2 separate regions of the Homo sapiens genome follow, and region 2 is linked to region 1. The links are chromatin loops, found by intact Hi-C in ENCODE. Cell type or tissue: mammary epithelial cell. All regions are shown on one strand. Links, peaks and the distances in the headings refer to the core of each region. The heading gives the core; the rest is flanking DNA. Region 1 holds the start of LOC107987088 (a long non-coding RNA gene). Region 2 overlaps NTRK2 (neurotrophic receptor tyrosine kinase 2).

What was found. A loop is a pair of places that touch in the nucleus more often than their neighbours do. Peaks named below come from ENCODE experiments on the same cell type or tissue, not always from the same donor. Only the 100,000 strongest peaks of a DNase experiment are listed, where the experiment ranks them.
Region 2: a loop joins it to region 1, with 13 times the contacts of the local background. A loop is called at or near these places in 4 of 110 quality-filtered maps.

What each region holds. Positions count from the first base shown.
Region 1 is chr9:85,138,208-85,150,759 of GRCh38, reverse strand. LOC107987088 (a long non-coding RNA gene) reads left to right here and starts at 8,125. Exons shown (of 4, transcript XR_001746809.1): 1 at 8,125-8,315. In mammary epithelial cell, for the core only: a CTCF peak has its summit at 7,535; no DNase peak of the experiment used is centred there.
Region 2 is chr9:84,925,427-84,937,978 of GRCh38, reverse strand. NTRK2 (neurotrophic receptor tyrosine kinase 2) reads right to left here. Exons shown (of 19, transcript NM_006180.6): 15 at 3,687-3,817. Among named protein-coding and RNA genes, the nearest start is that of NTRK2, 260 kb to the right of the region's middle. In mammary epithelial cell, for the core only: a CTCF peak has its summit at 4,867; no DNase peak of the experiment used is centred there.

The DNA.
Region 1 (12,552 bases), core at 2,835-10,834:
GGGGCAGGATATGATCCCCTGAATTAAAAATTTTTATTTGGAGTTGAAGGCAAATTCAGAGCTAGAATTCACTGGCTCAGGCATGGAAGTACTTCAAGAGCCTGCAGCCTCTGTTAATGGACTCTGCAGTCATCACTTTTAAGACCTCTCATCCAGCTACTCATAAAAGAGCAGGGAAGACCTGCCCTTTGTGCAGCTCTCCGTACTTCAGCTTTCAGATCCCCTCAAGGGCCCCCGAGGCACTAGGATGGCTGCCTTCTGGCCTCTGAAGCTGTTGGGTTATCCCAATGTTATCTCTGGAGTTGGGAGCAGGTATATCTCATACATTCACACAGGCAGATGCATGGAAAAGTGCATTTGTGAGTGATTTTATTGTTTTGACCAAGTGCACTTAAGAAAACAAAATACTCAATTCAAATAGACTCCAGAGTTCTCCATCCAAATGTCTCAAACGTCTAGGGTGGCCATTTATCTTAGTACTCAAGCCCCCACCCCACCTTCTATGTGCTACTCCTTTCAATATTCCAGGAGATTTCTTGGTCTCCTGGTAAGTCTGCATAGCATCTAGCTTGATAACATGGCTTTAGGTTTTATCATGTAGGCTTCCTTCAGCCTACATTGCAACCACTCCAAAACCTTTCTTCCCTCAGAGGGCTACTAACACTTTTGCAGAAAGTTTGAAATAAAAGGAGCTATTGCATAGCTCTGTACAGATACAAATTTCACCATGGATATTAGACATCACTTTCTGGAGATTCCATGAGCCATCACTCACCAGAGGTAACTTATCAGTGGCCATATTGTCCCCATCTTGTCACAATCTTTTGGGGCCTCATCCTCTCTGGATAGCTTCTTTTCCTCTCTGCTTTCTGTCTTTAAAACATAAATTCTTCATATGTCAGTCAAGCTCTTAACTTCCTAGTTCACATTAGTTTACAGATACCTCTGCTAGCCGAAAACTCATTGAGTTGTTCAGAAAAGCAAAGAATATTCTACACCTTCCAGCTATCCATATTTTGTTGGCACAAAACAGGGGGCATGTTAAAATAATAATAAACCACCAATACAGCATGGCCCTGACCAATCAGAGTGCTGGCCATAAACCTCCACGTGGCAGACCATTGAAAATCAACTATGGGGCAAAAAGCATGAGCAAAGATTATGAAATTGTGGTTTCCCTAGGCAGGAGATTCTATGATACTTCAGCAGGCTCTGCAAGCAAAAGAAGAGTTGAAAGCTGTACCTTCTCACTGACCAAGGAAAGTCTCCTGTTTTCTTTTCTCCTCCCAATTATACTGATAATATTGTTATGGTTGATTAGTCCGTGGAATACCTAGAAGTGGAAAGTGAGCATTCATTAGGTGCCTACTGTAGGCTGAGTGCCAAACGTTATTATTTAAATCTCATACACCAATGCCTGGAGACGGGTAACATAATCCACATTTAATGAAAGGAGAATGGAAGGCTGAAATACCCCAAGATGCTAAGTAACTTGCCCAGGGTAACTCTCCTGATAAGAGATGGGGTTGGGATTTGATCCAATGTCTGGCTGAGTTCTCAGTCTGTGCTTTTCTCTTGCTTTTTGGATAGGCAGAGATCGTAATCCCAGCAGCTGAAGAACTTAAGAAGCTAATGGCTCCTGATAGGGTCTGCCCCTGCCTTCCTTTTTCCAAACACACACTGAACTCCTTACAGAAAAAGTTTACTCTCCTGTTTATAAAAGCCCTTAGGTTCTCCAAAGCTTCGCAGCTGTGTGAAGCACATTATGCTCTCCTCCCCAAATCTTGCTATGGAACAGGCACTTCATATAGGCTTGCACTTCATCTACAAACACTCATTGCATTTTATCCCAAGCACCCATCAGTACAATTCATTAATATACCCCCATTGTTGTGACTATTCCAGGTGAAAATTATAATAAAGAAAATGGGGCAGGGCACGGTGGCTCACGCCTATAATCCCAGCACTTTGGGAGGCCGAGGAGGGCAGATCATGAGGTCAGGAGTTCGAGACCAGCCTGACCAACATGGTGAAACCCTGTCCCTACTAAAAATACAATAATTAGCCGGGCATGGTGGTGGGTGCCTGTAATCCCAGCTACTCAGGAGGCTAAGGGAGGAGAATCTCTTGAACCTGGGAGGCAGATGTTGCAGTGAGCCGAGATCGCTCCACTGCACTCCAGTCAAGGGTGACAGAACAAGACTTTGTCTCAAAAAATAAATAAATAAATAAATAAAAATAAAAATAAAATGATCTAGAATATATAAATGGAATAATTTCCCCACTCAAGTAGAAGTTGATCTATTTTTCTCCTGCTCTCCCAAGTTTCCTACACTTGGGAGACTTGTAGGAAAGTCAAGTCAAAATCCATCCTTGGGAGGGTTACAAGGCCAGTGGGTTGTCCGCCCATTTGAAATAATGATGAGGTTACTAGTGGCCATGTTGTGGAGGTGGAGATCACAGACAAATCTGAATGCTATGGGTTTCTCCTTGTTCCCAGGCACTTCCAATGACACTTGCATCCATTGCCTGATGCAGACCTGCTGGCTCACACCAACAGAGAAACAAGAAACCTTGGTCTTTTTGCTTAGCATCTTAGAGATACCAAGTTTCTCAAGAACTTCTTCACTGGGGAAAAAGCAGAAATGATTCTCTGACAGATCAGACCAGAATTAGCCGTTTAATAAAGAGATTCTGGATTTCATCAATTGACATTCATGAAAGGTATCTTTCCCTTGCCAAGGAGTTTCAAAAGAGTCAACAGAAATCCCAGGACACTGATGGGACAAAATCATGGCAGATGCCACCCTGCTCTGCCACCTGGATGAGTGCATCTGCTTCCTAGCTTCTCTCCTGGCCCTCACTGTGTGTGGGTGGGTGGGTAGGGGAAGAGGGGTGTGAGCAGCTTAGGGAGTTAAGACCACCCTCAGGCATTTTTTTTCTTTTCTTTCTTTTCTTTTTTTTTTTTTTTTTGAGTGTGCAGGGTTTGAGCAAACCAGGCCTGCTGAATTAACCTTCTCCTGCCCACCCTCTCACTTCCCTTGAGTCTATTCTTTATATGGCCAGAGAGACCCTCTTTAAAGTTGAAGTCAGACCACATCACTCCTCTGTTCAGAACCATCTACTATCTTCCCTCAGTAAATTCATCTCCACAACTCTACATGATCTGGGCCCCTATCATGCCTTTGTTTATGTCATCTCTGCTCCAGCCACACTGACCTCTTCCCTGGTCCTCAAAAGCACAGACACACTCCCGTTTCAAGGCATTGGCCCCTGCTATTCTCTGTCCCTAGATGCTCTTTCCCATATATACACACGGCTTCCTTCCCTAGCGGCCTTATCTAACATCCTTCCAGAACATTGCATAACTTATCTCTGCCTACTTATTCCTCCTTATCACTTATCTTCAACTATCATAGGCTGTAACTTAATTTATTGTTCATCTTTGGTGTCTTACCTAGACTATAAACTCCATAAGTGTTTTATCTGTTTGTTCCCTGTTGTATACCTAATGCCTACACCCAGTGCCTGGCACACTCAGTAATGTTTATTGAATGAATACATTAAATGAGTCAAAGGTGGCTGCATTCATCTTTATCCTCAGTAGGTAGGAAACTAGCAGCAGCAGCAGCAGCAATAAAGCTTTAGTTTTTTGTCGTTTTCCCATTGTCAAAGAGTTTTCACATCCATTAACCATCTGAGCTCATCTCCCTGTGAGATGGTTATAACACATGTTGATTCCCACTTGTACACCAACGTGGAGTGTGGGAGAAGGCAAGTGGAAGAAAAGGCAGGAAGATGCAGACCAAATAATGTTGGATCCAATGTCAGAACATTTTGAGTCTCTCACAAACTTCCACTCGATGGGGCTTACCATGAGTCACTTTATCATTATGGATCCAGTTTCTTCTTGTCTATAAAATAACAAGGTTGAACTTGTATTGGGTAGTTTTAAGTCTTCTGCTTTCTGGAAGCTGTTGTAAAGTTCCAGCTTTATGACCTCCAATGTGTTTCTCTCAACTCATACTGAATGCCTCTCTTTCTGAGAAGTGGTATCTTGACTCTATCCCTTTCTTCAGTCCCTGTGATTGTAGCTAGACCTGTCCGTGGGTTCACCTTAAGGTTTCTACGGCAATCCCTGTAGTTCCAAATATGAAGGTCATTAAATTCCTTTTAAATCTATCCCTTCATTCTGTCTGGGAGTCATCTGTGCTCTCTAACATGCAACAATTTTTTAATATCACAGAGAAATGCTTATGTTATCTCTGCTCCAGCCACACTGACCTTTTTACACATTACTAAGTGTAAAAAGCAGAATCTAAAATAAATAAATAAAATAAAACAGTATGGTTTCAATTACACAAAACATGTATAACAAAAAGACTGGAAAAAAAGATGCAAAAGGTAAATTGTGGCTTCCTTTGCATAGGTAGCTTACAGTTTTTCTCACCTGTTTGTTCATTTAGGTATTTTTCCAATATTCTCAAATAAATGTATTTTGCTTATTAACATTATTTCCTTCATTAAAAAATTTAAGACAGATAAAAAAAGAAAAAACATAAAACATAAGAGAAATAATTTAGAGCAACTATTTTTATTTTCTAAGAAAATATTTTTGAGATTCTGAACATAGCCTACCTCAAATTTTTTTTTTTTTTTTTTTTGAGATGGAGTTTCACTCTTGTTGTCCAGGCTAGAGTACAATGGTGCAATCTCAGCTCACCCCAACCTCTGCCTCCTGGGTTCAAGCGATTCTCCTACCTCAGCCTCCCATGTAGCTGAGATTACAGGCATGTGCCACCATGCCCAGCTGTTTTTTTGTATTTTTATTAGGGATGGGGTTTCACCATGTTGGTCAGGCTGGTCTCGAACTCACGACCTCAGGTGATTGCCATCTTCTCTTGCTCTTCTGATGCTCTTTTTGAGTGATGGAAAGAGCTGTGTGAATTCTCAGGGTGAGCTCTTTGTGTACAGGTTTGGTGTAGGTAAACATTCCGGTGAGCAAAGGGAGTTTTTACCAAGCCCTGGGCCAGCACAAGACCACCTGCGCTATGCTAAATGAAGTTTCTACATGCCAGGCAGGCACCCTGGGAGGAAATTTCAAAGCCAAAGGCATTTGGAGTTATGGAATGGCCAGTCACAAGACTTAGAGAATGAGATTGAAATGCTTATGAATCACCATCAGAGGTCCACTTTCCTATTTGCAAGGTGTCCGGAGCCTGGGGAGAATGTTTCTTTATTCTGAAAATTGGCTTTGAACTTTAGGCCTGCTTATTGAACTGTAGGCCCACTTATGGAAACCCTCCAGGCCATTTAAGAGCCCCCCAGGGGATGAGAGCTCCAGTGTTTGCAGGTTGAGCTCTGTACAATTTGAGACCACCATTCTGAGAGCAGTAGTTCAAGACAATGGTCTTTCTTTAACTCATTTTTTTCTATTGTTCATAGCAGATAACTCAGTTGTCAACAGTGTGTTAATCAAATCGTTTTAGAGTGAACATTTTATTTTATTTTATTTTTGAGACAGTCTTGCTCTGTTGCCCAGGCTGAAGTGCAGTGGCATGATCTCAGCTCACTGCAACCTCTGCCTCCCAGGTTCAAATGAGAGGCTCATGCCTTAGCCTCCCGAGTAGCTGGGATTACAGGCACCTGCCACCAGGCTAATTTTTTTGTATTTTTAGTAGAGATGGGGTTTCACCACGTTGGCCAAACTGGTCTCAAACTCCTGGCCTCGGAGTGATCCACCAGCCTCGGCCTCCCAAAGTGCTCGGATTACAGGTGTGAGCCACTGTGTCCGGCATAGAATGAACACTTTAAAAACAGACACATTGTGTGGCATGTCCCTTAATGTATATTCTGGTGCACATGAAAGCCTACAAACAAAGCTATGCCTTCAGTCCCATTCCTTCCTTTGCTCTAGAAATGCAACATGCTGGGGTGGCTTAAAAGGAAGGTCTTGCTGTGCTTTATTGATCACCTTGGTCTTTCCTGCTAGTAGGCAGCTGGTGATCCTGGAAACACATCTTACATTTATGGAAAACAGGAGGACTGAGAAGGGCCTTTGGAAACTGCAGGAATGAGGCACTCTGAGAGCTCCATGTATCCAAAATACTGCTCTCGTAGGTGGGAATTAGGTTGAAAATTTGGAGGAAAGAGACTGGGAATGAACAAAATGACTCCTTCTCGGCAGGGACCACGTCACTCCTTCTTGGGAAGCTGGAGACTCACTCCCAACCTTTCCTCAGCCCCAGCCTGCTCCAGCACAGGTGGTCTTGTGATGGCCAAGGGCTTGGTAAGAACTACCTTTGCTCAACTGAATGCTTATTTACACCAAACCTGTACACAAAGAGCTCACCCTGAGAACTCACATAGCTCTTGCCATCACTCAAAAAGGCATCAGAAAGAAGGCAAGCCTGAGTGTGTCGGTCCATGCGCAATGGAGACTTCAGAAAAACAGCCACTTTGGAGACCACATGGCCGGCCAAATGCAGGGAATTCAGAGACCAAATGTGCTGTTGCTTTTCCCAAACAGGAACTGGCCATGCAACTTCATGCCTGTGGTTTCTGTCAAGTCCTTTCTTCCGAAGATTGTATTTTCTTGGTGCTTTTCGTTGGAGAGAGCTGGACTTGAGACATGGTTGATTGTTAATCAACACCACAGTCCATGTCACTATTTACTTAAAATGAGACTTTCATCCTTTACATACTGAGCAGCCACATGAAATGAAACACCCTTGTGCAGACAAGGCTCAGGGATTTGTGTAACTTGGGCTGTCTGCATCTCTTTTTCCTGATGAAGCGGCCTCACTTCTGGTTTTCTGCCTATAGCTGAGTTTGGGAAAAGCACACGCCAGCTTTCCCCTGAAAGAATAGGCGGCTGAAACTCCTCATTGCTTTGCTTTCTTTCTCTCCCTTTGCTGAGTTGTTCCTTATTCCATGGCAGAGGAAGAACCAGTTTGGGTGGAAATAAACTTAAAATGCAGTCTTTGACTCTATCCCTTACATTTGCAATTTCATTCCCCCTGAATTTTCTGGATGTGCCACACTCCGTATTGTGCAATGCTATCTTTGATGTTTGCTGATTTTCGTGTGCAGACAGTCTTAAACATGTCGTGGTTGTATTCGTTAAGGTCACCAACCAGCTTTTTGTTTGGACCCAGAATGAGTTCCCTTCCCATTGAAACAATGTTGTGCTTGGAAGCTGGATTACAAGACAAGTTCACCAAGGCCTGATGTCCCCTGTGATGGTGACAGTTTTGAACACAGTAGTGGAGAGAGAATGGGTATCAATATTCTGAGTTCCAACTTGCTATGGCAGGAATGTGAGGTTTTGCAAACAGATGGAAATGCCTCTATCAGGATGTGAGAGAAAGATGTGTTTGGGCTGGAGGAGGGATGAAATAATTGGGAAGCTGAGGGGTGGGGCTGACAGACATTTGATCCAAGTTATTTCCCTCCATTTTTTCTTTACCTTAGCTGAATGCTGAAGAGAGGTAAATGTGAAATGGATTGAGTCACCTATGCTCTTCCAGACAGACAGATGGCAGTATAGGTCACTTTTTCCTCCACCAATTTGTTTTTCTCCCTATGGCTCTCTATTACCTTCATAGGCCAATGCTTCCAACAAGAAAGTTTGCATCTCTGCAGTTAGTTTTACACAGTATGGCTTTCAAGGGAAGTGTTACGAAGTGAGTGTTCCTCCCAGATGATGCCAATTCTCATCATCAAGATGGCTGCAGCCTGCAACAATCTCCAGTGGGGTCAGCCACTTTGGAGGACAGGTGGGACACTAGCAAGGTAGAGATGTCATTGGTCAGCAGGGAAACCATACATAAAATAATTTCTTCTTTCAATGAGCATTCTTTCCCCCACTTGCCCCGCTGCTGGCTTCCTGGAGTGGCAGTCAAAGCCTTGGCACCAGCTCACTGGGCCCTGGAACTGCGCATTGCTCAAGACTTTGGAATGGCTTGGCATCCTGTCAACATGCACATCTGGGTGTGCAGCTGGATTCAGAAATTTCCAGTGGACTCTGGCACTTGGCACAGTTTTAGCCCTTTTCACATTGACTCGGGCTTGGGAGGGGTCACAGTATATCTTTTCTCAGTGAGTGCTTTTCAATCCATCAACAACTGTACCCAAGGAGGGAGAAGGAGCCTCTACTCACTCAGGCATAGAAAGTGAGGTCATGATTAAGTTCAATGAATAAGCACAGCACAGAAAATCCAGATGTCTGTCAGCCATGGGATGACATCTTCTATCCACGAGCTACAGAAACTGAGAGAAGAGTGTTTGCAAGTCCCTCTGGTTGCAGAAGCAAGGTGAGCAGATGAAGCCATTCCTACCCTCTCCTCCTGTCTTCCAACTTCCTTAGTGTGTCTGACTCCTGAGCAATAGCAACAAGCATTTGTTTAATATTTATTAGATGCCAGGAACTGTGTATACACCAGCTCATTTAACCTTTACAACAATCCTATGATGTATTACTTACTCAATTTTTAAGCAAAGGAAACCTAGCTCAGATATTTTAATTACCTTGGCCATGGAGACACAGCTAGGAAGTGGCCAAGTAAAATTCAGGGTCAGTTCTATCTTACTTCAAAGTGCACAGACTTCATGGATATGTCATGCCACTTCCCAAACCTGTTTAGCTCTATTTTCCAAGGGTTTTGATAGGAGTTAAAGCAGTAGCCATAGCATCTAAGTGCCTGGATTATCTAGGATACAGTGTGACTGCATTAGGATCCAAGAGTAGCTTACACAAATTAAAAGTTTATTTTTTCTGAATCTGAGCCAAAACAGTTCAAGACTAACGTAGCAGCTCCACATTGTTAAGTAGGCACTACAGTTCTCTTCTCATCCATGTGGTCCAATGTTGCTCTTTATGACATCTGTTTCCAGTGGGAGAGACAAAGAAAAACAGGGCAAGACAGGGCACACCCCTAAAATGGCAGACACAACTTCCACTCACATCCAATTGACCAACACTTAGTCATAGGGCCACGCATAGCAATAAGGGTAGCTTGAAAATTAGCCTTTACTCTGAACATTCATGTGAATGTCTGAAGTCTAGTACCAAAGAAGCATAGAAGGCAAGAATGGATATTGGGACACAACTCTTGGTCTTTGCCACATGCCTTGATGGCCAATTTGACTTTCAGAATGTAAAGAAGTGTTATACTTCAAGTCCAAAGGCAGCTGGGACATCCTGGAGAGAACTGATGAAGGATAATAGGAGCCTGAGGTATACCAACTCATACTCCTAGAGAGAGAGAGAGAGACAGATTGGGGGAGAGAAAGGAGGGAGGAAGAAGACTTGTAAAGGCCTTGGTGATTTATATCTCATTCACTTCTGCTCACAGGCCATTAACTATTGGATAGAATGGTCACAGGGCCCCACACCTGACTGCAGTGGAAGGAGGCTGGGAAATACAGGGAGCTCATGGACTTGAAGTGAGCATCTACTGTCTCTGCCATGGAAATTTCACGTACAAAAGAGAATTTCCAAATTCTCTTGGAAAATCAAATGTAGCAAACTTAGCCCAACTTTCTACTGGGCAAGATACACTGGAGCTTCTCAGCTGTCCACTGTAGTCAGAGGACTCAGTTTCCAGTGTGCCTCACTTACCTTTTAACACCCCACTTTTGGGGCCTGACAACTTGAGAATATAGTTTACAGTGATTTCAGGAGCCTTTTCCTAAGTCGTTCTTGACAAGCCAGGGTATTCCCTTTTACAACCAAAGTTACAACTAGTGCACTTTTCCCTAAAAGCATTGCCTTCCATTTCTCTCAATGACTGTTTATATTTCCCCCTTGTGAGAATGGCCTTAACATATCCCTGTAAGGTTAATATTTTATACTCAACTATTGTGGGGGCTATCTGGTGTGGGCTTTATAAAGAAATATAAAAAACATTTTCATTTTGCACATTTTAATCAAAGCTTCATGAATGATTGTGTCTTCTCTTTTAATTCTATTTATAGAAGGTGGATGGAATTTATAATCTAAAAGTTTCATTTGAAGTCTTGGTCCTATGACTTAACTATCTGACCATGGATACATCTCTTAACCTCTTGTTGCACTTATAAAATACTCAGTACAAAGGTTGACATGAGTAAGTGAGATAAAGTTTATGAAGGGATTCAACACTAATTCAGTTTCCAGTTTGGCTGTCTTTCAAGTTTTGTTGCTTTACATTTTTTCTAAATTTTTAATGATTCAGTATCCTCTATTTTTATTTTACTTTATTTTGTTTTACTTAAGAAAAAGAAGTCAGCTGGTTGCGGTGGCTCACGCCTGTAATCTCAGCACTTTGGGAGGCTGAGGCGAGTAGATCACCTGAGGTCAGGGGTTCGAGACCAGCCTGGCCAACATGGTGAAACCCTGTCTCTACTAAAAATACAAAAATTAGCTGGGCTTGATGGTGCACACCTGTAATCCCTGTTACTTGGGAGGCTGACGCAGGAGAATCTCTTGAACATGGAAGGTGGAGGTTGCAGTGAACTGTGATCACGCCACTGCACTCCAGCCTGGGCGACACGAGTGCAAGAGGGAAACTCCATCCCTGCCCCAACTCCTGCAAAAAAAAGAGAAAAAGAAGCCAAGAACTCAAATAGAGTTCTAGACATGTAGAAGGAACAGGAATAATCTTCCTCCTATACAGTCAAAGAAACTCAAGAACAAGTAGACTTACAGAAAGTCAAAGTGCCAAGGCAGATTAAAAGTTGAAAGATTATGGCAAAATTGAATGGAAAACCAAATACAGTGTTTCCTGCTTATTTGTGGATTCCATTTTTGCTAATTCACCTACTCACCAAAAATTAACTTATAGCTCCAAAATGGATATTCCTGGTGCTGTTTTTTTTTTTTTTCTTTTTTTTTTGAGATGGAGTTTCGCTCTTGTTGCCCATGCTGGAGTGCAATGGCACACGATCTCAGCTCACTGCAACCTCCGTCTCCTGGATTCAAGCGATTCTCCTGCCTCAGCCTCTCTATTGGCTGGGGTTACAGGCACCCGCCACCATGCCCAGCTAATTTTTGTGTTTTTAGTAGAGACGGGCTTTCACCACATTGGCCAGGCTGGTCTCGATTTCCTGACCTCAGGTCATCTGCCTGCCTCAGCCTCCCAAAGTGCTGGGATTACAGGCATGAGCCACCATGCCTGGCGGGTGATTTTATAGTTATTTGAAGACATGCAGAGTGGCAAAAAATTTGAGTCACCCCAATGCACATGTTCCTAGCTGAGGTCAAACAAAATGACACACTGCCTTCTTGTTTCAGTTCTCATGCTGTAAACAAGTGTTCTTTTTGTAGTTTGTCACATATTTTATGCTTTTTATTGGTGCTTTCATAGTTTAAACTGGTCCTCAAACATAGTATTGCAGTGTTTTCCAGTGTTCCTAAGTGCAAGTAGAATATGATATGCCTTATAGAGAAAGTATGTGTACGATATGAGCTTCATTCAGACATGAGTTATATTACTGTTGGCTGTGAGTTAAATGTTAATGAATCACACACACACACACACACACACACAATAAGGTGTTTAAATAGAAACATAAAACAAGCTTATGTGTACTTCAGTTGATGAAAATGTTGTGACTACAGGCTTGCAAGAACTTAACTCTTCCTCCTAGAAACAATAGTTCAGTATTAGCTAATTTTGTGTTTGAGGCAACTTTACAGAACATAATTACCACGAATAATGAGAATCAACTGTACATTGCTAAGTGCAGAACATTTACCTAATTCAAAAGTTTTAACAACATTGCTTTCGTTTCAAGCTCCCTTCAAGTATAGTGAAACAAACAGTGAAAAGTTTTGTATCTTCATGGGCACCCTTGACATGCCACGGAACAACAGCCAACTTTGGAAATATGTAGTCTAGCTACAGGTCATTTTTGGTTCCATAAATCCAAAATTCAGGATTTAGGTTTTAAATTCAGAACTGAATGCATTTCATTTGTTTCGGCCTCATAGTCAAAATGAGGTAGAAATTGAGTAATTGGTGGGTTTGGTTAATGGGACAAGAAATTATGGAACACTCAGATTCCTTATCTCCTCTTGAAATGGTTATGTTTCAAGACCTGTTGAAATTGATCTTTTTGCCTTTTTTTCTGTTTTTTTTTTTTTGCTTTTCTTTCTTCTTTCACTTTTCTACTCAATTATCACCACCTTTTTCTCTCTTACTCCCTTTCTATTTTCTTCTTTCCCTTCTACCCTCTCCCCCATTGCCCCTTTCATTTCTCTTCTCCTGTACCCACAGCACAAAGCAAAACAGAGACTTGCCAATTACTCATTTAGTTTTATGAATACAGACAGCTAGCACATCAAACCCACTGTGAGAACTCTCAAAACTCATGGACCAAAGACAGTTTAGAAGAAGTTGTGTTTTGAGACAACTCTTAAAGCTTCAATTTGTTTTTCTCATAGCTCAAGGCAAGTGAATGAGAAATAATGGGACTATATCTCAAAGAAATCCCTAAGAATATCCCTGTATTTATAGGTAATTTAGATCCCAAACTTAACTTTTAAAAACATAATTAGATATTGACTGC
Region 2 (12,552 bases), core at 1,738-9,737, 210 kb after region 1:
GAAATACACCTGAGTTAGTGGGGAGGGGAGGAGAGACCATGAATCCCACGATGCACACTTGTGGATATATTTAAAAAGCAAAAATCAATGTGGATTCATAGTACAAGGAAATGTTATAGGAATTGCAGCTTTGGAAATACAGGTTGGATGGAGCCAAAAATAGCTAATGCATCCACAGTTAATGCAGGGAAACTGCGATGAAGCGTTTCCTTGGCAATTGACTTACTTAAAGGTAAAGTAACTCAGTTTGATCAAAGACTGGTTTCTCTGCTTCTCCTCCTCTCTATGGGTTCTTTGATTATAACTCAGTGCAAAGGGAAAAAAAAATGGTTGATAGATCAATTTCACTAAAAAAACAAAGGTCATCCAAAGATATCAGGAAAGGGACAATCTGGTTGGATCCAAACAAGCAAATACTCTGATGGGAGAGGCATGCTCAGCTCTGTGTGCCCTCAAGTGTTGTGCACATGCCTTAGGATCACTTCCACCCTAAATCTCTTCCTATGGATCCCTCAAGCTCTTAAATCATCAACACCAGAATTTACAGGAATCTGACATCTGTCAATCTGAACGTAAAGCCTTAGATTTCACACCAGAGTCAGCTCCTTCTAGAGAAGGAAAAAGGACAATAGCTGCTATTTCTTAGCATGCATAATCAATGCAGCAGGGGTTGCTAAGCAACAGCAGAAAGGCTGTCAAACATCCCTGGGTGTCTCCAATGGAAGAGGAGCAAGCCCGGCAGTCACTCCATAGAGGTGAGAAGCTGTGCAATCCCTGGCAGCTGCATTCAGTTGGTTTCATTCCTTTAAAAAATCCCTTCATTGTGGTCAGGGCTGAACTATAGACATTTTCTTCCCAGGCTCCTTTGGATAGTCTTTGAATACACTTTCAATAGGCCTAAAGCCCTAAAAATGAGCAGGTCAGGCTGGCGAGTGACAGCTCTGTGAAAGGTCCATGGGTTATTCTGATCCAATTCAGCCTGGAGCCTGTGGAAGGTCCAGCTAGTCCCTTACGTGGCTGCAGCCTCTGAATCCCAGAGAGTTGAAATAAACATCCTCTCTGAAGCTTGAAATTACTCTAGCAAACATAAGCAAAACCTCTCATTTAAAAAAAAAAAATTCACATGTAAGGTCACTGACATGAGACTTCTTAAGTTTGTGACCATGAAGTTAGAATGAATTTTTAGTCTGCAGGCACTTTGTCCTCCTTATTTGAGATGACAGATGATAGTTTCATTTGAATTTCAACAAGAATGAAACTAGCAAAGAGAAGAGTTGGGATTTAACAAAGAATTAAATCTTGTTTTTCCTTTTTTTTAAGCAGTGTTGATTAAAGAAGCACTCATCATAGGTCATTACTTTGCAAATACTTACTTGGCAAAGCCAGGATGTATGTGAAGACTAGGCCCTAGGTCTGGTTCAGAGGTGGAACTAGGAATGTGATTGGGATATAAACTAGAGAGGGGCCTCACTGACAGTGATAATGGGACATATGCCCAAACAGAAGCATGCCGTGGGCAGGAAACTGGAATGGCATAAGATGTCTTTTAATGCCAACCCAGCTACTAGGCTAAACATCACTGTCACCAGCTGACTCTTCACTGTTAGTTGTCCAAGCCCTGAAGTCCTATTTGAGCATATGTTTGGAAGGAAATATAACACATAAGCTGAGGGTGCCCTGGATTCAGCTACGCAACACACTCTCCTTAAAGGTATTGCAAGAAGTACAGAGAAGTAGGCACAGGGCAAGAAGTGGTACTAAGATGAAAGGCCATACCCACTGAGAAATCTGTTGGCTCTATCTCTATATCTGCCTGAGGTTTCTTAGCTATTTCTACACTCTCATCTAGGATTCCCTAGTCTCCCAGGATTTCTTTACATTCAAAGAGTCCATCTTGTGACACCTGCAGAGTCTGAAGGTCTGACTTAGCTTCCTGGGTGGCAGTACAAAATATGCACCCAGAACACAAATCCAGAGTCTTAAGATTCCTTGTCTATAATACATGGCTAGCCTAGGATTAGATGTTCCCAAAGATTCTTCCAGCTCTAACATGTGATCAAACTATGAATTTACAAAAATAGAGCTACCTTTTGGTCTCATTTAACCAAAAGGGGGAAAAAAAAGATACAGTAAGAAGAAAACAGAGACTGCAGATTTAACACTGCCAAATGTTCTGAACATTTTGTGCTAAACAATGACAAACAAAACTTTTTGAGTAAGTAAAAGAGGAAGTAATAGCAAAAGCAAGAATTAAACATCTCCATAATGACTACAAGATTCTCACTTTGCCACCTTCTACCCCATTCACCCTCACATCTCTCTAGGATCTCCTTCCTCTCCTCTCTCCTCTCTCTCTCTCCCCCTCCATTTGTCCATCTTGGGGAGATGATGTTTATTTGAAAAATGTTTACATTTATCATTCCTAGGAAGGCCTGTTCTTTATTCACCCCAAAGTGCAGAGTTTAGGAGTCTTCTCTGAGAGTTTAGGAGTATCATGCCACCTTGGTTAGTTTCTTTTGGTGACAAAGCAAATGTACAGATTTTCTATTTGGATAAACTTTAATAAAAACCATTTAGTCTGCTGGATGACTCCAAGAATAATTTTATTTCTCAGTTGTGCCCATTATGTATGTACTGAAACATTTTAATGTTAAGTATAACAGTAATGGAATAGACTCCTGATTTTCTAAAATGAAAAGTTGTCCTGGTTATGACTAGTAAATAAATGCCATTTGTAAAAATGTTTCCTGTTTGGCAGAAATAAAACAGCAAAAAACTCAATAATCTTATATTATGTCAAGAACTTACATTTTATTACATTAGCCATGTCCATATTCATTTGGAGCTTAATTCATTTTATAAATATATGCCCCTTTTAAGTGTTTTAAATATATATTACCCATTATTTTGGTGAGTTAAAAATTTTTTGAAAAATATATGTAAAATACCTGAAGCCTTTTGTGCTATTTTTGTTAATTCTTGTGTTTTAGAGAGCTCAGTGGAAATTGTATCCCCTTCAATCATAATGATTATCTAATTGAAGACCAGGACTCCTTTTTGAGTTTATGAGGACGTGACTATGATGGAGGACTTTCAGTCTTCATTTTAGTAAAACCACTATGTCTCCTTGGGTGGTGAATTCCACAGGAGATGCCATCCAGCCCTGGATGAAATCATGCCTGTGCTATATAAAACCCTGGAGATTTGTACGCATCTGGGAGGGTCAGGGTAGAGAATTGAGTGGCACAGAGGCTGAGAGGGGAAGTGAAGTCCACAATCCTTCCTTCCAGAACCATAAACCTGACACAAGCTTCAGCTGAGCTTGGAACAAGCACCTAACAATTTGAGGAGACACATGTGAGTCTTCAGGAAGGACTCAGCTGGTCGAATTCTGTTTGGCCCCACTGACTTCCATCCAAAATTCAGTTAGCATGGACTTGGAAGAGTAGCTCAGAGCTCTTCACAGCCTGCAGACTTGTCAGTGGCCACTGAGAAGAACCTCTGACAGTTGGATGTGCCCCAAATGTCCTTTCCACTGTCCATTTAGTTTAAAGGAATTTGAATACATCCATCATAGCAGGAACAATTTACTCCTGCATTGGCCACCAAAATATAATAAAATAGAGTTAAATTTCCACACGTAAGTGTGATCATGGTTAATGAGACATTCTGGAATGTTCTCTTACCTTCACTGCCACCAAGATCTTGTCCTGCTCAGGACAGAGGTTATAGCATTCAGCTAGGAACACTTTTCCAAAGGCTCCTTCGCCTAGCTCCCTTTTCAGAACAATGTTATGTCGCTTGATGTGCTGAACAACTGCAAAACAAAGACAGAATGGAAATTGGAATTGAAGCATGTGGAGGTGAAGGCAGCGGGTGAAGAGTTGGTGGCCTGTACCTGAGCTTCCAGGCCCAAGAGTCTCTCCTCTGTGCACAGTGAACCGAAGAAGCTGGGTGTCCATCTTCACAGTCCACCCCAAATGGCTGGGCGGAGGTTTCATCACCTTTTTCTCCAGAACTCAGTTATTGTTTCTGATAAAACTAAAGTAGATACCTAGTTGCTGACTGCAAAATATCCTTGATAAACTTTATAGAGTAAAAAAGGGGAGAAATGAGAAATTCACATTAATGGCAGGCTTCTTATAAGCCAGATGCTTTGCATATATTTGTTAGCAGTGTGTCCAGCAGGGCAAAGCAGAGAGATAGCTAGCAATCCTGAATTATTGGTTAAGCCATCTCAGATTCCTAAGGGAGACAGAGTCAGAGGATACAAAAGGAAAATGCAAGATCTTTGCATTGTTAATTAAGGTTTTGGCCTCACCTCAGTTTTAGCCTTCTAGTGGGGTGGGCTAAAACATGGTTGGGCCTCACTGACTTCCTTTGTTTGGATCAGAAACATCTAGACGTCTGCATTAAGGACTAGCTTCCTTAGCCGTGTTTTAAAATCATGGCTCAGTCTTGGCTCTCCAAGGCCAAGAAGAGACAAAAGCAGATGAATCCCAGGACAAGAGAATGTTCCTCCCTACAGTCTGGAGCAGCGACGGCTCAAGTCATTCATCCATACACCCTCTTGGTGCACAAGGCAGGAGGCAGTTAAGGGTCCTCAGAAGCTCATTGGCTGCAAGGTGGAAACCAGAGAGGGAGCACACCAAAGGACAGAGGTCATGGAGGACAGGCCCACAAGGAGACCCTGCAGAGGACAGAAGTACATGTGAGCTGTGCCTCCTCACTCAGCACGTTAAATGTTGAGTCCCTTAGCACGGGAGTTCCGCTGGGTCTTGGCTGGTATTATTTTCTGAACTCCTTGTTGCTGAATGGTAGTGCATTAAAAAGAGATTGTGATGCCCTCTAGAGCTTGGAATGTGTGGCCAACTATATTCTCTCATTTCAGTCTCACAATCCCATGACATAATCCTCTCTGCATTTTACAAGTAGGAAAACAGTCTGCAGGAATTTCCAAGATTTACAGTCTGGGAATGGAATTGGGATTTGAACCCGAGTCTGTCTGATTCCAGAGTTCATGTGTTTTCTTCTACTTCACAAAGTCTCTTTTCAATTGTAAACTGTACTAAACATGAGCAGAGACTTAATTTATAAGAGAAATAGAGAAAAAAGTAAAAACAATTGCCAGGCTTCCTCTCTGCTTAGTTCATCCTTCAAAGCCCCGTTCAAATTCTTACTCTCTCATAGAGCTTTCCAGGACCACTTTGACCACCAAAGACCTCTTCCTGTGAACTCACATTCTGTCATAGCTTGTTCGTATTCTGATGTATCCCACAATTATATCACATCTGTAAGCTCCCAAGGTTAAGACCGAGCCCTAAATATCTCCTGATGCCTCGTGCAACTCAAAGTAGAGATTTAGTACTGCGGTGTAACTTGATAACATTTTTTAAAATGTTTTTTTAATTGATTGTGAACTGCATTATACGAAAATATAAACCATATATCTGCAGTTTAATTTAAACTGCAGTAAATAATAATAATAAAATGGATACCTATGAACCCACCATCCCATTTAAGAAATAGAATATCACCAGTAACTTTGAAGCACCAGTGTGTTCTTTCCTGATTGTACCTACATTCCTACTTATCTCCCAGAGCTTGTTCAGCTTCACCTGTTTCTGAACCTACATTAAATGGAGTTATACAGTACGAATTCTTGCAGATCTTGAATCTCTCTCTCAACGGTGTCCTTGAGATTGGGCTGTATTGTGTGTGTAGTATGAATTATTTCCCTTATACCACTGTATAATATTCTGTGGAAGGACTGTACCACCATGTATTTATCCATTCTATGTTGATGGACAGCCTGCTTGGTTTCTTTTTGGACACAACTTTATAGAAAATGCAAGTGGTAATTAAGATTTTGATTTAATGGGATTTTTCTTTCCCCCCGATAATTCATGTGGTTCAGAGCTATGAATGCTTTTGTGAGCCTCTGGGAACTCAGGGTGATAAAAATCAAAAGGTCTTTTTATGAGCAACAATATTGATGAATATAAGAACGTATATTAATTTCTCATGCTCCAGTGACAACGACTGAATTTAAGAGGAGAGAAATGTGTTCATTAGGGAGAGTGCCCATATAAAGACACAAATGTAATTCTTGCAGATAATTAGCTGCCCTATTTAAATCTAATATTTAACTCCCTGGTTGTCACATGTTCATTGGGAATTAAATTCCCACTTGATTTACTTCTCACTCTAACCAGAGCAAGGCAAGTATTTAACGTTGGTTTTTTTTGTTTTTTTTTTTTTTGCATTTTATTACATACCTTCTTTCTTTTCGCAGTCCAAGCAGGAGAAAAATTTGGTGGAAAATAAGTTTTTAAGGCCAAAGCCACAATTTCATTATTTCCAAAACTAAAATTGATTAAAGCAGTTTTTCCACGTTGACCTTGAAAGCAGGAGAGCTGCATCTTTTCTTTAGGAAATGGGCTACTATATTTGCATTTATCTGCTTTGTTATGTTTTGGGGCACCGATAATCTGAGCAGTGTCCTTTTGCCAATGTATTCTCTCTAAATGGAATAAATTTCTCTCTCTCTCTCTCTCTCTCTTTTTTTTTTTGAGACAGAGTCTCGCTCTGTCGCCCAGGCTGGAGTGCAGTGGAACAATCTCGGCTCACTGCAACCTCCGCCTCCCAGGTTCAAGCAATTCTTCTGCCTCAGCCTCCTGAGTAGCTGAGACTACAGGTGTGTGCCACCACACCTGGCTAATGTTTTTGTATTTTTAGTAGAGATGGGGTTTCACCATATTGGCCAGGCTGATCTTAAACTCCTGACCTCGTGATCCACCCACCTTGGCCTCCCAAAGTGCTGGGATTACAGGTGTGAGCCACCGTGCCTGGCCAAATTTCTCTTTTTTAAGACTGAGCTACTTAGGGGCACAGGAATTTTGTATTTGTATTCCTGACAGGGCCTCACAGTGCTGTGCATACAATTGGTGATTTATAAATATCTGTGAAAAAATATGTTTAATAATGATAACCACAGACAAGTACTACTTGACTATGTTATTTGAGTTAATTGAGGTCAACTCTTCTAAGCCTGTAGGTGATAAAATAGCTCTATTCTCTGGGATGGCAGCAGTGGGAAGAACATCTAATCTGAAGCTTTCCTGTCATTGAGCTAAGAACGTCTTCCCATTCTCCTTTAAGAAGGCATCAAAACTCATCCCAACTTGCCCATTTTCCATTTCCCTACAACACCACAGGAAGTCTCTAGTTATCCAGACACTATCCTCCCAATGTGGATCGCTTATGCCCCTTCAGCTCCCCTGGACACCCCTCCACGGTGTACTCTGAGCTCACTGCCTGTGACTCCACAAGCTCCTTATTTCCTCAACTCTCCTTAAACATCCCTTTACCTCCCTGATTTAAATAAAACCTCGGCAATGCACCAAGGATGCCCAAGCCTCTCAATTGGACGCCATCTCTATCCCTCATCCCCTGGTACTTCAGGGCTTACACACCTGATTTCTGATCCTTTACTCCCTCTCCCTCGTGCTAGAGCCCCAGCTGTCTTGAAGCTTCTATCTTAGGGAGCCATTACCCTGCACCACCTCTGCTGACATCTCGGTTGCTCCTCTCACCCACTGAGCTCTGGGCCCACATTTTCCCTCTCCACCCTACCAGTGCCTTCCTTCTCAGGGGCCGAGCTCAGAAAGGCTCAGTAACCTGCCTAAGCTGTAACAACACTGGGCTGCCATTTCTCCTCCAGCTTTCAGCAGTGGAGCTAAGAGGCCAGACATCCAAAGGTTTAGTTTGGCTGATTGTGTGACATTAGGCTAACTTTTCCTGAGAGTAAGACTTTTGTAATGAAGGAAGCAATGCCCTGATTCACATTCTGGACAAACTCCTATCTCATTGTGGTCTAAGACTTTGAATATCAGTATCTTGAAGGGCTCTGTGGACATTTTTGATTCACTTTACACAAAATATCCTGAGTGAAGCATGCCTAAGGATTCCATGATAAATAAGCTATCACATAAGCATGCAAAATTCTCACATGCTTCCTTTCTCTGTGATCAGCCAATCTGCTGCTCTTAACTTTGGAGACTTGAGCAAATCACCTTAAACCCAACATAAGCAACTGTAATAAGAAATAAATAAGAGGCTGGGTGTGGTGGCTCACACCTGTAATCCCAGCACTTTGGGAGGCCGAGGTGGGCTGATCACTTGAGGTCAGGAGTTTGAGACCAGCCTGGCCAACGTGGTGAAACCCTGTCTCTATTAAAACTACAAAAATTAAACGGACATGGTGGCATGCACCTGTAATCCCAGCTACCCGGGAGACTGAGGCAGGAGAATTGTTTGAATCCGGGAGGCAGAGGTTGCAGTGAGCAGGGATCGTGCCACTGCACTCCAGCCTGGGCAACAGAATGAGACTCTCTCAAATTTAAAAAAAAAAAAAGGAACCAAACTCTACCATGAATGACTTCCTAGATTTGAAGGAAAACTCAAAACAATCACTTAATTTAAAAAAAAGAGTTTTATAGAAAAATTTCTGTGTAAAATTCACCCTGCCAAAGGAAAAGGAGGAATCAAATAAGAGCTATAGGAAATACACCACCAAACTCGTGTGATCTGCACCCTGTCTGGGCAACCCTGTCACTGATGGAATTTTTCAGAATGGAAATGTGGTGCCCTTGGTCATTTGTCCCATGAGTGCCAGAAGTGAACTGACTTCCAGCTCTGTGTTCGTATCACATTAGAGTCCTGAAAAATGCATTGTGTCGCAATGTGTCTTCAGCAGCTGACATAGATGCTTGTAGTTTCAGATTGCTTAAATCAAATTCTGGTATAGATTCCTCCCAGAAGTACATATTCCATATATACACACAGGCAATAGATAAAGTATTACTCTATGTCTATACCCATTGCTATGAAATCTAAAACTAATAAAAAATAAATATAACTTTATTCATTTAAGGTCTCAGGAAATGTGCCTTTCCCATTTCCTCAATAATGGGGTTTCATAGATACTCTTGGCCCAGTGGACTTATTCCACTAAACATATGGACTTTCAACAGAGACATTTATTCAGTATCTAATATATGACAAGGATAAAGCAACCTGCAGTTAAAAAGAGAGAGATCTTAAAGTTTTCAGGAGAAAGATTAAAACTAATATACTCTAAAAGATAATGGCCTGTACTGGGAGTTCCCGAAATTCTCTCTCTCGGTTTCCCTGTGGTCCTAAATGCAGAGCCTGCCTTTAGCAGTTCCATCTCCCAGGACTGAATACTGTGATAGGAAAAGAACTTAAAGATCATCGAGACTGGCTCCCTCGGGTTTGACAGATCAGTGAGAGGCTTGGCACAGTGACATGACTTTCCCGGGGCCACACAGCTAGAAGGTGACCCAGCTAGGATTCAGGTTCCCTCCCTCTCAGAAAAGCAACCCTTGGACTCTGAAATAGAGGACACTGATTCATACTGAAGACAGAGAGGGTTTCCTGACATTAAAGTGAAAACAGGTATTTCATTTAGTTGATATCTTTTCTACTAGAAATACTTGAAACACTCATGTTTATCATCTGAAATGAGCCGCACATCTCCTAATAAACAATTTCATTAGAAAACTACTGATAAATATAAAATATGAATGTTAAAAGCAGAATGTAAATGTTAAATACTTCAAAAAATGCTTGAACTTGATATAAAATAAAATTAACAAAAATGATTTTCCAAATATCTTCATGTATTAGCAGCATATTGAATCAGGTAAAATCATCCACCTTATAAAAACAAATTTGTGTGAAAGATAGAAACTATGTTTTAAAGTTTCACCTACATTTTTATTAAGATACAAGTTGGTACTAAATTAAAAAATAAATGCAATTAAGACCACAGACATAAAACACACCAGAACAAGAAAAGGCTAAATATTCATAAATAATATTAAGGATGAAATAGAGCACGTAACAAGACTGAGCCATTCTGAAGCACTTCTCAGCAAAAATTCCCAATGTGCATTATCATCAATTAATTTCATATCCCTCTGAATGAGGTCAATAGCCACACTTATTTTACAGATGACACCTCAGTTAATTGACTTACTTGTGGCCATAGAGCAATCCACTTACTTATCCTTTTCCAAGTACTGTTTCCAGTGAAATCAGGAAATAGGGAGGCAACAGGGTGCCTAACCTGTGCTGATTGTTATTATGGGCCAGAGAATGTGCTGAGATTTACAGGACTTACCAATTGTCATAGCAATCTGGAAGGGTATTCTTACCTCCATTTTCAAACTAAGGAAACAAAGAGGAGGAGTGGATTAGCTAAATAACTCATGTGAGATTGTATAATTAGTAAGAGGCAGGGTTTGAATTCTTTCCACTACAACATACCTTGCCTTGGCCTTCTTACAAAAAACAAGCAAAAGAGAAAGCATATGAGTTCAGCTGTGCCTATCTAGGAAATCAGAGGTCTATTTCTAACAATTTAGTTCAATAAACTTTTACTATGCACCTACTAAAAGTGCCTCAGCATTTTCTAGGGCCTAGAAAAAGAGAAGAGTACAATAATCCCTGTCTTCAAGGACCTTATAACCTAAAGGGCAGAAAAACCCATGTACTTATATCTTTCATGCCATTTACTTACATCTTTGCTCCATTCACAAAAGATTTTAGGTACTATAAATGACACAAAGAAAAACAAAAACTGTAATAATAACTGAAGTCAAGAGAAATAAAATAGGAAGTTAAGACAAGGTGTTAAGTAGAAATGCAAGCATGAAGATTCTTGGGTCCTCAGTGGTTATTAAACTTAAGTCATAATTTGATCCTAAGCTTGCTGGCAGGAGAAGCCAAAAAGAAAACACAATAATTTACAAAATTTTGGCTACTCATAAATAAAAACACAGCGATCCCTTCTTCATGAAGTAAGATTCTTCATGACAGTTTGTTTTCAAAGGAATGTTTCAAATCGATTTTACAAAAGGGATGCCGATAGGCACAATGATCAATGTCCTCAAAAATGTCTCCAGAGTAAGAAGTGAGTTTCCTAAAAATAGTACTCATAACAGAGATCAATAAGAAATGAACACATGACACAAAAGCTATCTTCACCCAAGGCATTGCATAAGGAGTCCACAGTTCTTATCATAAGGACATTAAAATAAACACCTATGGGCATACTCAAGAATGCTTTGGGCATGGAGTTGACAAATAGGTGTAATTTCCCCAATCCACTGCTGAGCCTGGAATACATGAGACAACCAAAACTATTTTATTAACAAATAATAACACGAACATGTAAAAATAGATGAGTAATTGAATAAGAGAAAAAAATGGTGAGAAAGAGAACACTTAAGAGGGGAGAAGAGAAAGAACCAGGATGAGGTGAAAGAAAAGTCCAGAGTGGATTTAGGAAAGAGTGATTTATCTTGGTTTTTCCAAAAGAGGAACAGCAGGCAACATGCCATAAAAAAAGAAAGAAACTGGGCCGGGTGCGGTGGCTCATGCCTGTAATCCCAGCACTTTGGGAGGCCGAGGAGGGCAGATCACCTGAGGTCAGGAGTTCAAGACCAGCCTGACCAACATGGAGAAACCCAGTCTCTATTAAAAATTCAAAATTAGCAGGGCATGGTGGCACATGCCTGTAATCCCAGCTACTTGGGAGTCTGAGGCAGGAGAATCGCTTGAACCCGGGAGGGAGAGGTTGCATTGAGCTGAGATCACGCCATTGCACTCCATCCTGGGCAACAAGAGTGAAACTCCATCTCAAAAAGAAGGAAAGAAAAAGAAAGAAAGAAAGAAAGAAAGAAAGAAAGAAAGAAAGAAAGAAAGAAAGAAAGAAAGAAAGGAAGGAAGGAAGGAAGGAAGGAAGGAAGGAAGGAAGGAAGGAAGGAAGGAAGGAAGGAAGGAAAGGAAGGAAGGAAGGAAGGAAGGGAAAGAAAGAGACTGGATTATGGAGGGCTTTGAATATCTCACTAAGTAGTTCAGACAAGTTCTGGCACTAGTAAATATGACTTCCTTCTCTGTGCCTCCCCTTCCTCATTGTTAAATAAGGGAGTTTGGACTACATGGCATCTTAGGTCTGCCCCAGCTCACACACTCCACAGGCATTGAGTCCATGATTTTACATTATATATGTGAGTCCTGGGGAGCTATTGAAGACCTTTGAGCATGGTAAGAAGTGATCAGGGCAAGTCTTTAGAGAGATTCATCTGGCTGGACTAAAACTGGAAGCAAGGAAGCCAGTGAGGGCATAGCACTAGAACTTGTCCTCACAGAGGCTGGTACAGAGCTGAGGGCGGGCTCCTTCCCATCCCTCATCCATCTTTCCTCTCCGGCCTTTTGCCTGTCAAAAGTCCGCAGCTCAGCAAGACTCTTGTGGGAGGTGCTGTCCCCAGCCACAGAAGCTGCAGTCAGATCTGTGACCCCTAATGGTACAGAGGATGTCACCAAAAATGAATCCTCAAAGAATGACTATGAGGAAAATCAGGGAAAGACAGAAAACAAGATGAAAATGAACTAATCAGAGGCAGGAGAGGGCCATGGATCATGATCACGAAGACAATAGAAGGCAGCCTACCCTGGGTGGTG